Regions from separate parts of the Homo sapiens genome. Here region 2 is linked to region 1. Evidence: chromatin contacts called from ENCODE Hi-C data. All regions are on one chromosome and are shown on one strand. Each heading gives the region's core, a stretch centred on a gene start or an enhancer-like site at or near the end of the contact. The rest is flanking DNA. Distances are from core to core; before and after follow the strand shown. Region 1 holds the start of ZNF736 (zinc finger protein 736). Region 2 holds the start of LINC03011 (long intergenic non-protein coding RNA 3011).

Region 1 (2,891 bases), core at 267-2,766:
TCTCCAACTCTCTCCCCTCTTCCTAGCTGGCCTCCAAAAACATGAAGCACTCCCTTATTAACTCTGTGGTGAGATTTTAACAAGTCACAATGTTATGTGGTCCCTAGCTCCACCGTTTCCCAAATCCACTCAGCCCAGCTCTTCCAGGCCTTTACTCTGATTTCTCTTATAGAGGCATTTCAGGGACTGTTGCCACAGGAGGGAAGGGCTGAGGGAGAAAGGCCCCTTGCTCTTTTGATGTGGAGGCCTCCAGCTGGGAGGGAGGAGCTCTTCCCTCTGAATCCCTGGAGCTCTTCCCCATCACAGGTACCTGCCTTTTTGCTGCTTTAGCCTCATCTGGGCTTTCTGTGGTTTCTTCTCTAGGGTGGCCAACTTGGGTGTCTTCCTCTGCCAGGGTCAAGGACAAGGTCAGTGATATTATGCTCCCTTCACCCAGTTATGCCCAGTTACATTGACCTGGTACCCTGGATAACTGGTGTGAGTCAAGCTGGTCCAGTGCTCCTGCCACCTCCAGTAAACTCTGATTCTAGATTCACTCCCTGCTGCAACACTCACTGTGTGTGGAACCTTGGGCATGCAGCCAGGCCTCCCTGAGACTGTTTCTCAACTTGAAAGTGTGATGGGAACCACACCTACCTCACTGGGCCTCGTGAGGACTCAGTTATATGTAGCCGTCACCATTGTTCTCATCATCATCTCTCTCAGGAAGAGCCAGGCACAAGCACTCTCAAATTTTTCTCCTTTGAAGCTCCTCATTACCCTGTGAGGCTCATCATCCCTACATTTTTTAGATAAGAAAACAGAGGCCCAAAGAGGGCAGTGACTTGCCCAGGGCTCTACAGAAGAGGCCGGCTCCTCCCCACACCTGGAGGCCCTGACCTAGCTGACTTTACCCCACAGCCCAGCACTATCCCTGACTAGGGTCCCATCTTGGTTCTCCATGCTTGTTTAGGTCCTCAGGCAGGCTCAGCTTTGGTGGGAAAGAGACAGGGTGTTTTGGGAGGCCTGGGCGAGTGGCACCTCTAACCAATCTGCTAGGCCCTCACCTCTCAGTCTCACTGAGACACTCCATTAATTGGAAGCAGACCCAAAATTGCTTCACAGACTGAAGGTGATAATTGTCTACAGCCAGCTGAAGCAGCTGCATCTCCTGGAGGACTTTGATCTCCTGCAGCTAAAGGGAAAGACAGGATGCTGAGACAGGGCCTGCAGCATACACATAACTATAATTCAGAATGTAATATATACACACACACGAAAATATAATCAGAAAGTGATATAATCTTATATGCAAGGTTAAATACAAATGTCTCTCAGGCAGGGCCAGGCCCCCAGCACAGGGAGGACTCGCCTGAAAACGCTGCAGGCAAAAACCTGTCACCCTTGCCTCATTCAGCCCAGTGTCTGATTACATCTTCTGTCACTTAGGATTGAAACGGGTGGGGCCTGGAGCCCTAGCCAATCAGTGGCGCCAGCGTGAAACTGTCCAATCAAGTGCGCAGCTACAGAGGAAGAGGCGGCCTCTTCAATATGGCGGGGCCTTTGTCTCCTAGCTTCCGGGCTCTGATCCTAGTTCGCGTCTCCACTGTTCCATCTCCTCCGTTCCTGGAGTTCCTCGGTGACTCTACTATAGCTTCTGTTATCCTGTGACCTGCAGGTACTGGGAGATCCATAGGGAGGACGGCGGAACATCTGGAGGCTGGGAAATGGTGAGTGCGTGGAGTGGGTGTCCCGAGAATGGGGAAGAGGCTGTTTGAATCCGGCCGGAACCGGCTGCGGTGGTATCTGGGCCTTCTCGCGGTCTGCTCTGGAGTCTGCATCCCCGAGTCCCCGCGGGCACAGCTCAATCCTCATTTCCCTCCATCGCAGATTAGGGGCTGAGCCAGCAGCCAAAACGCTACGTCTTGTTTTGTCCCTAAACTCGAATTTCTCCCCAGCTCAGATCCCTTCCTGGGCAGCTCTGTGCCGCAACCTCGAGTCTCCCTCCTCCAGATTGTGTGGGGGTGTTGGGAGTGTCATAAGACGGGAATTCTCATTTAGGGTCTGGAGTTCCTCCGTGGAAGAAGCAGTGGGCCGTGGGGTCCCTAGTCCCTCCTTTCTCCTTTTAAAAATAAAATCATGGCCCTTTTTTAAATTTATTTATTTTTGAGACAGTGTCTCACTCTGTTGCCCAGGCTAAAGTGCATTTCGGTTCACTGCAGCCTCCACCTACTGGGCTCAGATGATCCTCTCACCCCAGCCCCCCAAGTAGCTAGGACTAGAGGGGTGCGCCACCACGCCTATTTTGTTTTGTTTGTTTTTGTAGAGACAGGCTTTTGCCATGTTGCTCAGGCTGGTCTCGAACTCCCCGAGCTCAGGTCTCAGGTGATCCGCCCGCCTCGGGCCTCCTAAAGTGCCGGGATTACGTGCATGACCCACCACCCTAGCCTAAATTGAGGCAACTTTAGGATATAATTTGGATGTGTTTTCCAGCCCAAATCTCCTATTTAAATGTAATCCCCCATGTTGGAGGTGGGGCCTGGTGGAAGGATTGTGGGCCCGGATTTCTCACGAATAGTTTAGCACCATTCCTCTTGGTATTGTCCTCTCAATAGTGAGTGAGTTCCCTGAAGTTCATCATTTAGAAGTGTACAGCACCCCACCTTGCCTCTTTTTCAAGCTCTTGCTTCACCTTCATCCATGATTTTAAGCTTTCTGGGTGGGGCCTCCCCAGAAGCAGACGCTGGTGTTATGCTTTCTATGCAGCCTGTGGAACCATGAGCCAATTAATCCTCTTATAAATTACCCAGTCTGAGGTATTTATAGTAATGCCAGAAGCGATTAATACAAATAGTTTACTTGCACAAACAGTAATTTATCAATCAGAGAACACCCAGCTATGATTTGTTGTT
Region 2 (2,891 bases), core at 119-2,618, 2.2 Mb after region 1:
GAGTGTGTACCCCAATCCCAACTGGGTATGGTTCAGATCTGCATTTAACTCATGAAGCCTGGCTGCTCCGCAGGTCCTGGAGAAAAAAAGAGTCTCGCTGCAGGTATGATACAGGACAGGCTTGTCCCCAGGACCCGCCTGTCCCCAGGAAGAGGGAAGCCCAATGTCCCACCAGGTTGGCAGGGCTGGGGAAGGGAAAGTGTTATAGTAGCCCCAAGACTAAAAAGAGGCAGCAGAGGGAGCAGGACAGTGCTCCCATGGAACTCAAGCCGCTGCCTGAGTGAGGTGAGGGAAGAGTGCACCCACTGACATCAGGGGGCAGAGAGGTGCGGTTCCAGCGCGGCTTTTCCCCTTGCGTCTTGCCATGTGACTCTGATCCCCTCCAGGTGAGCCTGCCCACTTTGGGCCCAGGGTTGCCGCTGGGGCCTGTACCCAAAAGCAGCCCCCCATGGCCATGACCCCACTCCCAGGAGTGGGGCAGAGCAGGGAGGAGTCCTGGAAAGAGGAGACGCAGGGACAAGAAGGAATGGGCCTCAAACTCCAGGAGGGGGACCTTCTCATGGGTCCTGTTTTCTGGTCTCTCCTCGCTTACCCCTGGGCTGATCACCCTGGGAAGAACTGAGCCAAGGTTTCTCACCCTCAGGTCCAAGGGGTTCAATTACCGGGCCCTTAGGGAGATGCGAGCCCCCTAAAACGATGCAAAGTTCCTGGCCTAATTTTTATATTTTTAGTAGACATGGGGTTTCACCCATGTCTACTGATCGGAATGCCTCGAGCACACAAAATGTTGGAATTTACAGGCGTGAGCCAACGTGCCCGGCCAGCCCTATTTATTTCAGCCTATACATTTTGCACTTGTTAAAAGTATTTGAACATACAATTATCATGTTTTCTTTAAGCAGTCCCTCCCTGTTGTACACTTGGATAGTTTATTTTTTTAGACAAGGTTTACCTCCGTCTCGCAGGATGGAGTGCTGTGATGGGATCATAGCTCATTGCAGCCTTGAACCTTGGGGTTCAAGTATCTGGGAAGCTGAGGTGGGACTACAGAGATGGGGTCGCGCCATGTTGCCCAGGCAGCTCTTTAACTCCTGGCCTGAACGGATCCTTCCGCCTCGGCCGAGCCTGGACATAGTTTTCTAGTTTTGACCCACAGAAACACTGTGCTGGGTCGGAGTTTGTCAACCACCCTTCTCCAGCCAGCAACACACAGAACATGGCGGGGAAGTCGCGGTTACCAGGCTCCACTCCGAGGAAAAACCAGCGCAGCTCCAGGCACTGTAGCGCCACTGTGACGTCGCCGAAGGCCGGCGCTATTACGACGCCGGAAGGCCCGCGCCTGTGACGTCAGCTGAGGCGCGCCCCTGTGATATCTCACAGGCCCGCCCCTTCTGTAGAACCAATCGGAACTCGAGGCGCAGCGGCTGGGTATTCCAGGAGAGCGCATGCGCAGACGCATGGCCACAGACTGCCGGTCAGTGTCAGCAGGCGGTGGGTTAGGGTCCGCAGGCCCAGACCAGGCCGCCGACACCAATAAGCTACAAGGAGGAGCTTTACCGCTGCCTGTACTACTACTGCCTGCGCTACTTCCCAGCCTGCGGCGTAGGGCGCAGCAAGGGCCTGACGCTTAGCGAGCAGGCGCTGCGCACCAAGCGGCTGTCGCCTGGAGGGCACGTTCAGGCAGAAGCTCCTCAGTGGCCACAAGTCCGCTAGCTCCGGCTACAGCCCTTGCCGCACACTCGCGTCACCTGAGCCTGTGTAGGTGCGCCCCCCAACTCCTCCCCCAGCCAGGTCCCGGGGACGCCGGCAGCGTCCCCCACCCCTGGCGCCGCTCATCCTGGGCAGGATCGGCCCCGTCTGAGGCTGCACCGCATTAGGGAGCTGCACCCCTCGGCTTGACCTCTGATGGCCGTTGCAACAACATCAAAGCCTTTGGAACTTTGTAGGGGGTACGAGGGGCTAGGAAACCAAGAAAACATCTTTTTAAAAATATAAGCGATCGGGCCGGGCGCGGTGGCTCACGCCTGTAATCCCAGCACTTTGGGAGGCCGAGACAGGTGGATCACGAGGTCGGGAATTCAAGACCATCCTGGCCAGCATGGTGAATCCCGTCTCTACTAAAAATGCAAAAATTAGCCGGGCGTGGTGGCGGGCACATGTAATACCAGCTATTCGGGAGGTTGAGGCAGAGGCAGACAATTGCTTGAACCCGGGAGGCAGAGGCTGCAGTTAGCCGAGATCGTGCCACTGCACTCTAGCCTGGGCGACAGACCAAGACTCCGTCTAAAAAATAAAAAACTATATATATGTGTGTGTATATATATATATATATATGCGATGGAGCCCGGGAGGTTGAGGTTACTGTGAGCCGAGATTACACCACTGCACTTCAGCCTGGGTGACAGAGGGAGACCCTGTCTCTAAAAAAAAAATATATGCAAGTGAGAGCTTTTCTTCCAGTGCTCATGCTCAGACTGAAGAAAGTTATTGGGCCGGCCCAGTGGCTCACACCCGTAATCCCAGCACTTTGGGAGGCCTAGGTGGGCGGATCCCTTGAGCTCAGGCGTTCCAGACTAGCTTGGGCAACATGGTGAAATTCGGTCTCTACAAAAATACAAAAAATTATCTGGGCGTCGTGGTGGGCGCCTGTAGTCCCAGCTACTCAGGAGGCTGAGGCAGGAGAGTGGTGTGAACCCGGGAGGCGGAGCTTGCAGTGAGCGGAGATCGCTCCACTGCACTCCAGCCTGGGCCACAGAGCGAGACTCCATCACACACACACACAAAAAATTAGCTGGGCATGGTGGCACGGGCTTGTAGTCCCCTCTGCTTGCGGGGCTGAGGCGGGAGGATCGCTTGAGCCCAGGAGGTGGAGGCTGCAGTGAGCGGTGATC

What was found. A loop is a pair of places that touch in the nucleus more often than their neighbours do. Pooled maps may share reads with other maps.
Region 2: a map with no recorded cell type shows a loop between it and region 1 (13-fold over the local background). The contact joins the promoter of LINC03011 here to the promoter of ZNF736 in region 1. A Hi-C loop is called at or near these places in 1 of 168 maps with a recorded cell type or tissue (CD4-positive, alpha-beta memory T cell), 1 of 37 single-sample maps with no recorded cell type and 7 of 50 pooled maps.

The regions. Positions count from the first base shown.
Region 1 is chr7:64,312,445-64,315,335 of GRCh38, forward strand. ZNF736 (zinc finger protein 736) reads left to right here and starts at 1,517. Exons shown (of 4, transcript NM_001170905.3): 1 at 1,517-1,709. The coding sequence starts at 1,707. RefSeq lists an enhancer at 1,570-1,749.
Region 2 is chr7:66,492,264-66,495,154 of GRCh38, forward strand. It overlaps LINC03011 (long intergenic non-protein coding RNA 3011), which reads left to right and starts at 1,369. Exons shown (of 2, transcript NR_134573.1): 1 at 1,369-1,474. RefSeq lists an enhancer at 1,058-1,267.